Linked DNA regions of Homo sapiens: regions 2 and 3 are each linked to region 1. Evidence: chromatin contacts called from ENCODE Hi-C or POLR2A ChIA-PET data. All regions are on one chromosome and are shown on one strand. The core of a region is the stretch at or near the end of the contact, and the rest is flanking DNA. Distances in the headings are between cores, read along the strand shown. Region 1 overlaps PACSIN2 (protein kinase C and casein kinase substrate in neurons 2). Region 2 has its middle 32 kb from the start of A4GALT. Region 3 holds the start of BIK (BCL2 interacting killer).

The links. A loop is a pair of places that touch in the nucleus more often than their neighbours do. ChIA-PET counts read pairs that join two places held with the same protein, here RNA polymerase II (POLR2A). Pooled maps may share reads with other maps.
Region 2: a pooled map shows a loop between it and region 1 (2.4-fold over the local background). The contact joins two enhancer-like sites. A Hi-C loop is called at or near these places in 4 of 37 single-sample maps with no recorded cell type and 2 of 50 pooled maps. POLR2A ChIA-PET finds 5 or more read pairs at or near these places in 4 of 52 experiments (OCI-LY7, PC-3 and activated naive CD4-positive, alpha-beta T cell).
Region 3: a loop to region 1 is called in a map with no recorded cell type, with 2.6 times the contacts of the local background. The contact joins the promoter of BIK here to the enhancer-like site in region 1. A Hi-C loop is called at or near these places in 1 of 168 maps with a recorded cell type or tissue (PC-9), 2 of 37 single-sample maps with no recorded cell type and 2 of 50 pooled maps. POLR2A ChIA-PET finds 5 or more read pairs at or near these places in 2 of 52 experiments (A673 and activated T-cell).

What each region holds. Positions count from the first base shown.
Region 1 is chr22:42,928,620-42,931,896 of GRCh38, forward strand. All of the region lies in intron 1 of PACSIN2 (protein kinase C and casein kinase substrate in neurons 2), which reads right to left. Among named protein-coding and RNA genes, the nearest start is that of ARFGAP3, 73 kb to the left of the region's middle. RefSeq lists a silencer at 2,188-2,267. Within about 2 kb of position 1,577, at least 23 of the 41 ENCODE cell types and tissues checked have a DNase peak (open chromatin) inside an H3K27ac peak, as active enhancers do.
Region 2 is chr22:42,751,329-42,754,739 of GRCh38, forward strand. No RefSeq gene overlaps it. Among named protein-coding and RNA genes, the nearest start is that of A4GALT, 32 kb to the left of the region's middle. Within about 2 kb of position 1,530, at least 13 of the 41 ENCODE cell types and tissues checked have a DNase peak (open chromatin) inside an H3K27ac peak, as active enhancers do.
Region 3 is chr22:43,109,253-43,112,323 of GRCh38, forward strand. BIK (BCL2 interacting killer) reads left to right here and starts at 1,498. Exons shown (of 5, transcript NM_001197.5): 1 at 1,498-1,551. RefSeq lists silencers at 1,448-1,617, 2,148-2,367 and an enhancer at 1,565-2,123.

The DNA.
Region 1 (3,277 bases), core at 327-2,826:
AAGACAATGAAGTACACCCCAAAATAGTGGTGGAGGCACTTGTAGGTAATCAGGCTGGTGAAGGGAATCACTGGGTATACCCTACCTGGAACACCAAATTTAAGGAAAAATACACACAAATACATATACCTCTAAACAAACAAAATCAATAAAGCTACACTGAACATAATTTCATTTTTGATAATTCTGAAGTCATTTTTTACACTTACAAAGAGCTCTCAGTGCCAAAATTTAGAAGCCTCATCCCAAATTTGCCATTAAACAGCAATGGGACATTGGGCAAGTCCCTTATCTTCTCAGCATCCAACTACTTTCACATGAAAAGAAGAGAGTGGGATTCAACAAGCTCTTAGAGTTCTCTGAGTTTAAAATGTTTTAAGACAGCCTCCTATAAGCAGGAGATTATGGAAGAATAAACGTGAATTAAAGCCGAGTAATTATAAGAGTGTGTATGTGCAGTGAGCATGGCTGCAAAGATCCTCCCTACTTCATCAGATCCAGGCCTGACGGCCGCCCTGTGCAACTATACTCACCAGGACCCCAATGTCCGGGCTTGAGCTCATTATCAGGGTCTCACTGTGAAACAAGCCACAGTCAGCATAAAGAAAGTCCATGCTTCCCAAGCACGTCCACATCACATAAATTACTTACAATGTTGGTAACACAAGGTCTCATCTATGCTACAAGTCCTGCCCACATACAGAGGCTAAAATTTAAAGGGAAAGTCAACAGCAATTAATATTTGTATCTTGCAAAACCAGTAAAAAGTGCTCTGACTCTGGGTCCCAGGACTTCTCATTGAAGATGCTGTCAATAGCTTCTGAGAACTGAAACACAGTGACAGCACTGGGCTCAGTGGATTGTGAAATGTTCAGTGGGAGTGGCGTGCCTACGAATGGCTTGATCCTGCTTCCAAAGTACAGGCAAAAGAATGAGTATCTCAGAACTCCAAAACGATCCTGTCTGGTTTCTTTCCAGGTTCTTTTGTTCACCTTTTAGAATGGATGTCATACTAATCACACAGCTGGGGACATCTTTCCAATTGTGTGACGTCTGCTCCAGAATGATGGTCTACTTCAACTCGGACAAGGCAGGAGAGTGACCCGCCACCCGGGGCTCCAAACAGAGCCCTGCCCTTTCAGGTCTTCGTACCTCCCTTCACAGTATCCTTCTCCCTCAAACAGCCTCCCAGATGAGTGTCAAGATACTAATTATTCTTTAAGATCAAGATCAGATGCCACCTCTTTCATAAAGACTTCCTTTATTCCCAAATGTCAGCTCTGCTGCCTGGCCTGCCTGCCTGTGTTCCTCTCACACAGGGCTCCTTCCAATCAACCTCAGATGGAGGGCGGTCATCCAGGCATCTGTCTCTCCCAAGAGACCTAAGATCCTTGAGGGCAGGAACCACATGGAGTTTATTTTTGTGTCCCAATCCTAGCACAAAGTTCGCCGTGTTAAATATGAATGCCATGCTTTTCTCATCGCGAACCATGAGGTGACTTGGGAACAGAGCCATGCACAAAACGAGACAGAGGAAGTCTAGGTCTCTGACAGTGTGGTGTGCCCACCAGCCATGCCACCTCTGGACTCTGCAGATGAGAGGAATAAACTTCTCTTTAAGCCACTATTATTTTGAGGGTCTCTGTGACATGCAGCCTAACTCACACACTTTCCTGCTACCTGTGCTCTCTGCCCCAATTCCACAGCCACAACATGCAGCAGCACCAGGACCTCTGGGTTTGGGCCCTGGACACACTCAGCACCTTTGTCTCAGCTCTCAGACCTTCTCTGGACCCTCCTGTCCTCGTGTCTCACGCAGAGCCTAGCACAGATGAGGCACCCACTCAATCCTGACCCAAGAAGTACATGGATACCCACGTTCACACCACATAAACAAGGGAAAAAGTTATTCAATAAACTAATTTTGAAAATGATTGTCTTTTAAATTAATCAAAATGTTTCTAAAATGCATTTGGAAGTATGAAAGTAGGTCATTTTGAAATAACAAAAGGCACGCTCATAAAAAGCAAAAATACCTCCATGGTTTTGGTTATCCAATTTCTCAATCTGGTTTGGGTCAGTGGGAAAGTTTAAGAATTAAAAAATGAAAGTTTTTGACAGTTCAAGTTCAAAAGTAAATTTATAGATGAAGAAACAGAGGCATAAGAGTGTTTAAATAACGTGCCCAAGTCACACAACTAGTAAGGGGCAGAGCTTGGATTCAAACCCAGACCAGGTGCTCCAGAGCCTCCCTGAGCCACCAGGCTGTGCTGCCTCCTGCATGAGACACAGGCAACAAAAGACACCAAGGAAAGGCAGAGGTGAGTCACGTGTGCGTGACTCTGAAGAGTGACAGGCTGGATGCTAAGGGAGGCAGCATGCCAACCCGAGTCCAACAAGAGTAGAATGTTGACAGGAATTCTTTCATTCACTCATTCATTCGCTCAGTGTTCACTGCATGCCTATTCCAGACGCCTGCCTGCTCAAACAGCTCAAGGTGTTGAGGGAGGCAGACACCTAACTCACACCTGCCTTGTTCACAGTTGTATCCCACGGCTGGGCACAGCACCTGGCTTACACGAGGCAATGATATGTGAGAAGCAGCAATGAATGAATCCCAGCCTTGCTGCAAACCAGCTGGGTAACCAGGGGCACGTTACTTAACCTTCCTGAACCTTAGTTTCCTCATCCAGAAAACAAAACTAACACTGCCTACCACTCCTTGGGATTGTTGGAGGACTGAAGTAGCTGCTTTCCACCCAGGGAAGTGAGGAAATGGCTTCCAAGCCAGCGACACCAAGGTGAACCTTGGATGGGAATGGGGCAGGTGCAGAGTGGGAGAGGCAGGAGGTGTCCGAGACAGAAGAGACCTTAGGTGATGGGAAGGTAGTGGAGGAACACAGTCAGCGTCAATGGAACCAGCCAGGGTTCAGAGGGCTCCACAAAGCCGATGGCTGCCCTGAAACAGGAACAGCGAGGAAGGAAGGAGGAACTGGTATATTTCTACACAGAAATCCCCATGTGGTTTAAACTTGATGAGTTTCTCATAATGTGTAATCTTCCAGCTGCTGGCTAGGCTGAGAACTATTTCACACACTATTAATAGTTACATTTTTTAATTTAACAGAGCCATGCAGAGATCACGTTGTTATTATTATGGTTAACAACCAGGGTATATTCACTTACACAATCCCTCTCTTCCAAAACAGCCCAGAAAATGTCACAAAACCCCCAATTGTAAGGAACACAGGTGGTATTAATAACCCTAAATTTTCAA
Region 2 (3,411 bases), core at 280-2,779, 180 kb before region 1:
CTGTGTTTGATTCCCCTCCAAGAGCCCTAATTTTCATCTTTTAATAGAAACGGGGTTTCACCATGTTGGCCAGGCTGGTCTCGAACTCCTGAACTCAGGTGATCTGCCCGCCTAGGCCTCCCAAAGTGCTGGGATTACAGGCGCATGACACCATGCCCAGCTAATTTTTGTATTTTTAGTAGAGTCAGTTTCACCATGTTGGCCAGGCTGGTCTCGAACCCCTGACCTCAAGTGATCCACCCGCCTCGGCTTCCCAAAGTGCTGGGATTACAGGCGTGAGCCACCGTGCCCGGCTACGCCCTGCTGATTTTTGTATTTTTAACAGAGATGGGGTTTCACCATGTTGGCCGTGCTGGTCTTGAACTCCTGACCTTGTGATCCGCCTGCCTCTGCCTCCCAAAGTGCTGGTATTACAGGCATGAGCCACCGCGCCTGGCCACGCCTGGCTAATTTCTTTTGTAATTTTAGTAGAGACATGGTTTCACCATGTTGGTCAGGCTGGTCTTGAACTCCTGACCTCAAGTGATCTGCCCGCCTTGGCCTCCCAAAGTGCTGGGATTACAAGCATGAACTACTGTGCCTGGCCCCAAGCCCTTCTTCTTAACCCCAGTGGACTGGGACCCGAAGAAGGCCTCCACGCCCCACGTTTCCTGTTAGGAAACTGTGAGACTTCGTATCTGCCCATGGAACACCCCCACCCCAGATGCTGAAACACAGTGCAAGGCCAGGTGACGAGGGGTGGGGGCCTGTCCCAGCCGTGTCCTCAGATGGCCCTGAAACCTAGCCAGTCTGTGGGAGACCTCAGGGTGGGGGGCCGCCCTGCAGGGCCGCTGCCCCGGGATTGCCTCTGACTTCCTTTCACGCCCCTGTTCAAGCTGCCTTGACCTGTTATTTGAAATAAAGCAAAACAATCTGGAGCTAGGACGAGTTCCCAAATCAACTTACAAGTGGTTCCCCCAGGAAAGCAGGACAAAGGACCGTGCTGCGCAGGGTGGGGTCAGCCTTTTGGGAGCTGAGAGAGGACTTAGAATTATCCCTTGAGTCATGGACACAGGTGACAGGCATCCCCCACAGCTCTCGGATAGCACTAACAGGCCACATCTGTGCCTGGGTGCCCATGGGGAGCAGAAGGAGGGGCGGAAAGGCCAGGGCCAGGCTGGAAGGGGAAGTGAGGAGAGGGGTGGACGCCGTGAAGGCTCCCCCAACCCCGTGGTCCTCCTCCTTGACATTTCCCAAGCCCCCTCCCTGCTGTCCAGCTGGGGGGGTCAGCTAAGGCAAGTCCCCAGGAAGTGACCTGGGCAGATCCTCTGCCGGACTCCAAAGGCTGGCTCTGGAAAGGGAGCTTCCTGGCATGCGAGGGACCCATGGGAAAGAGGTATTGGGGAGAGGGCACCCCGGATCAGCTCAGCCACCTCGTTCAGTGGCAGCACCTGTCCCGAGAGGCAGACGAGGCTGTGGACTCCAACAGGCCTGGTTAGCATCTTTCAGCTGCTCATTCTTTGTGAGACTGTGGGCTGTTCAGAGCCTCAGTTTCCTCGTCTGTAAACTAGGAAGAGTAATCATCCTTCCCTCCCAGGCTTGGGGTGACACACTGGTTACTGGGGGCTGTGCAGGGAGGGGGTCTCTCCCAATCCCCCTCCAGCTGTGAGGGCTGTGGTTCTGGGAACCTGCAGCCTCCTCCTGTCACCCTCCCAGGACCCAGGACAAGCTGTCTGTGTCCACTGAGCTTCGGCCTTAACCAAATTACTCCAGTTCTGGCAAAGTCCCTCTGCAAACGCACAAGACCAGCAGATTAAAAATCAGCCACAGCCCCATGACGCATGGCTCGGGGGTTCTGGACTGAAGGGGATTTTTCAGGTTTTTTTTTTCTTTACATTTTTTTTTTTTTTAAAGACGGGATCTCATTCTGTCTCACAGACTGGAGTGCAGTGGTGCGATCTCAGCTCACTGCAACCTCTGCTTCCCGGGTTCAAGTGATTCTCCTGCCTCAGCCTCCCCAGCAGCTAGGATTACAGGCACATGGCACCGTGCCCAGCTAATTTTTTGTATTTTTAGTAGAGACAAGGTTTCACCATGTTGACCAGACTGGTCTCGAAATCCTGACCTCAAGTGATCCACCCACCTTGGCCACCCAAAGCGCTGGGATTGCAGGCATGAGCCACCGCGCCTGGCCTTTCTTTACATTTTTTTTGAGACAGGGTCTCCCTCTGTTGCCCTGGCTAGAGTGCAGTGTTGCAATCATGGCTCACTGCAGCCTCAACCTCCCAGGCTCAGGTGATCTTCCTGCCTCAGCCTTCCAAGTAGCTGGGACTACAGGCACATGCCACCATGCCTGGCTAATTTTTTTGATTTTTTGTGGAGATGAGGTCTTACTATGTTACTCAGGCTGGTCTTGAACTCCCGGGCTCAAGCGATCTGCCCACCTTGGCCTCCCAAAGTGCTGGGATTACAGGCGTGAGCCACCGTGCCTGGCCTAAAAATAAATATATAAATAGAATGACTAATTCTGAACGGGACACAGAATCTGCCAGTGCCTTGACTTTTGGACTTTCCGGCCTCTAGGACTTTGAGAATGAAGTGTCTGTTGTTTAGAAGCCTCCTGGTCCTGGGGTATTTGTCACACCTGCCCAGATGGGCTAAGACGGGACCCTTCTGGGTGTTCGGGTAAAAGCTGGCCTCAGAAGCTGGTGATGTTTCCTCAGGAGGCTGCCCATGGTGTGGTCCTGGCGACGCACCAGCAGCACGTCACCCTCTTGACCCGGGCGTGTGCCTGGCTAGCTGAGTTTTAAGCCTCTCTCTGGTGACATTTGGCTTTGGAGAAGGTTCTTTCTCTGGCAAAGCATTTAGATGTAGCTAAAAATACATTATTGGCCAGGTGAGGTGGCTCACGCCTGTAATCCCAGCACTCTGGGAGGCCGAGGCGGGCGTATCACGCGGTCAGGAGATCGAGAGCATCCTGGCCAACATGGTGAAACCTTGTCTCTACTAAAATTACAAAAAAATTAGCTGAGTGTGGTGGTGTGTGCCTGTAATCCCAGCTACTTGGGAGGCTGAGGCGGGAGAATCGCTTGAACTGGGGAGTCGGAGGTTGCAGTGAGCCAAGATCGTGCCACTGCACCGCAACCTGATGACAGAGCAAGACTCTGTCTCAAAACAAACAACAAGAACAACAAAAAACTAAAAAAAACGAAAAATGCAAAAATTAGCCAGGCGTGGGCACCTGTAATCCCAGCTACTCGGGAGGCTGAGGCAGGAGAATCACTTGAACCTAGGAGCCAAGATCTCACCATTGGAGATCTCACTCCAGCCTGGGTGACAAGAGCAAAACTCTGTCTCAAAAAAAAAAAAATCATTGACTTGATCCTCAGCCTGGTCAAATCGAGAAGCAGCACTCATGCTGGAGGGGCCACA
Region 3 (3,071 bases), core at 248-2,747, 180 kb after region 1:
GCCGGGAGTGGTGGCTCACGCCTGTAATCCCAGCACTTTGGGAGCCCGAGGCCGGTGGATCACCTGGTGTCAGGAGTTCAAGACCAGCCTGGCCAATATGGCAAAACCCCGTCTCTACTAAAAATACAAAAACTAGCCGGGCATGGTGGCACACGCCTGTAATCCAGCTACTAGGGGGGCTGAGGCGGGAGGATTGCTTCAACCTGGGAGACAGACGTTGCAGTGAGCCAAGATTGTGCCACTGCACTCCAGCCTGGGCAACAGGGCTAGACTCTGTCTCAAAAAAACAAAAACAAAAACAAACAAAAAAACCCCACAAAAGCAAAGAAGGTCCAGAGCCCGGAAGGCGGGAGGGGCTCTGAAGACTTTATCACACTTTACCTCCTCTGTTCCTCCCAACAGCCCAGCTCTTGGTAGGTGCTGTTGTCCATTTCACAGATGAGAACATTGAAGGGGAAGTAATTACCCTAGAGGTGGGAAGAACAGAGTGAGGGTACCCAACAGGTAGCAAACGACAGAGCTGGGGGAGGGGAACCCCTGTCCCTGCCCCTCCCCTAATCTCTGAGGGGATCAAGACAGAAGTAAACAAGCTTTGCCGTGCCCAGGACAATTGTTACTTTGTTATTCCAGGAGCGCTCTGCCTTCTCCCACCCCCAATATACCCCAGGGCTGGAGTTAGGTCCTACCCATCCCCGCGTAGCAGGCTGCCCACCCGCCCACCCCGCCTGGAAGCTTTCTGATTTCTCTGTTCGCCCCGCCAGGCGCTGTGGGGTCCGTCTCACCAGGTCTGCACGTGAGCCCCCTGCCCCCAATCCCTCCCAGTCCCGCCCGCCTCTCGCGGACCCGGAGCCCCGACGGGAGGGGGAAGGCAGTGGGTGTGTCATGCAGCTGGAAGGCTGCGGACGGGCGGCAGTGGAGGGGCAGCCCCCTGGCTTCGGGTATGGATCACTGGATGCTGCTGCTAACCAAATGTGAACCTCGGTTTTCATATTTGTGAAATAGGCTTTAAAACACCTAAATCCCAAAGCTGCCAGCCTAAGGAGCACACGTCTTTGAACGCTGGCTTCACGCTGTCATTTAAGTCATTTCGTCCTCTTGGAGCCTCGGTTTCCACGTGGGTAAAATGATCGTGAAAAAAAGCACCGAGGAGTACTTTGAGCTCGAACGGAGGCCATCCGTGTAAAGGGCCAGATTCTGTCAATGGATCGATCCCCCCGATATTGATGGAAACCCCTGAGTGCACGCCCGTGCTGGGCGCAGGGGAAACAGCGACGCACGGGACAAAACAAGCTTGCAGAACAGCAGGGGGCAGAGAGGCTGTAAACAAGCCAACGGGCTGCACTTGTAGCGGTTCTGTTGCCAATGCCATTCAGACCCCAGTCCGGGATTCCGCGCTCGGGGTGCGAGAGGCCGCTCCCGGGGAGGGGCGGGACCCGGGCGGGGCGGGAGGGGCGGGGCGCCCGGGCCTATTAGGTCCCGCGCCGGCAGCCGGGCCGCAGACACGAAGCCTCCCGGGTGGCTTACAGACGCTGCCAGCATCGCCGCCGCCAGGTGAGTGCCCCCGACCCTGCTGCCGCCCGCTGCTCCGCCCAGCTCGAGCCCGGCGGTTAGCGCCCAGGCCGCGGCCCGGGTGCCGAGCGGCTGGAAGTGTGGGGAGCCGTGCCCAGGTTTTACCGCTCCAGCAAGTCGCTGGCGGGGCGACGTCTCGGGACTCCGGCTCCGAAACGTACCCTCTCTGTCCGGGGCTCCAGGTCCCCGACGGGCGATCGTGCCAGGCGCGGCCCCTGCGGGCCTCAGTCTCCGCGCCTGTGCAATGGGGTGGTCCCTCTGCGTCTCGCCGCGACGGCTGGACGCCCCATCGCCGCCGCACAGTCCTCCAGTGCGGCTTCCGGGCACCCGGCTCCGAACTCTGGGGTCGTGCGGACCCGGCCAGACCGTAGCGCGGCAACGCCAGCCCACGGCCGCGGCCGCACAGCCCCGGTGCCCTTAAAAGAGGGAAGATGGCGTCGTGCCCGGTGCCGCCGGGACCGGCTCCCGGAGGCGCTGCGCACCTGAGGAAGGGCCGAGGAAAGGCTTCGTAACGGGACGCCCAGAAAGTCCGGAACAGGAACGTGCACACGGAGCGGCGCGCAGCCGCCCGCCCTCGCTTGCCCACGCGCCCTGCACAGGTGCGCCCCAGACTGGGCGGGGACTAGAGCCCGGCTGGGGCATGCGACCTTGTTTGGTAAATTGGAGGTGCGCCCCTGCGGGTGACCCGCGAGGGGGCCCCCCGCCTGCGGGGCGCGGTCACGACAAGGCTTGTGGGGTTCGGAGCTGGTCGTCGTCTGGGCTCTGGCCTCCTAAATGCGATCGCTTTCAAGCCCTTCATTGTCAATTTTGCTAGAATGAGCCACTCGTGGGGTAGGACGTGGTTGTTGATGTTACTGTTGTAGCTCTTACTATTGTAACATTTTTGTTGCTGTTTTAACGCAGTGTTTACTGTGGTCTGGGAGCCCGAGCTTCCCAGGGAGCATTGGTGTCAGCCTCATGTCCCCGCATTAGGAGGAGCGCAGTCTGGTGGGCACTAGCGCCGGGAAGTTCTTAACATCTGTCTGCCCCTGGGAGCAGGAGGCCTCATCTTCCAGGTGGAGAAACAGAGATTTCAGTCCCAGGAGGCACAGAAATGCCAGGGTTGTCTAGCTAGAAGCCAAGGGCCCTTTATGGAACCCAAGCCAAAACCTCTTTCCACTCTCCAGCCCTGTGGCCTCGGAAGGGCCACTCCATCTCTCTGAACCTCAGTTTGTTCTGTTCACTCTGCAAAATGTATCCCTGAGGTTTCTGGCCAGGTGAAAGCCCCTCTCAAGTTAGTAGCCTCCCTGGAGTTAAGACTCACCCCGATTTCTACTTAATTTGGGCACGCCTTTGGAATAAGTTCTCAGGAATGGCACAGTTTGGGTGTTTTTTGTTTCTTTTTGTTTTTTTTTGAAACAGAGCTTCGCTCTTGTTGCCCAGGCTGGAGTGCAATGGCGCCGTCTCGGCTAACTGCAACCTCGGCCTCCTGGGTTCAAACGGTTCTCCTGCCTCAGCCTCCT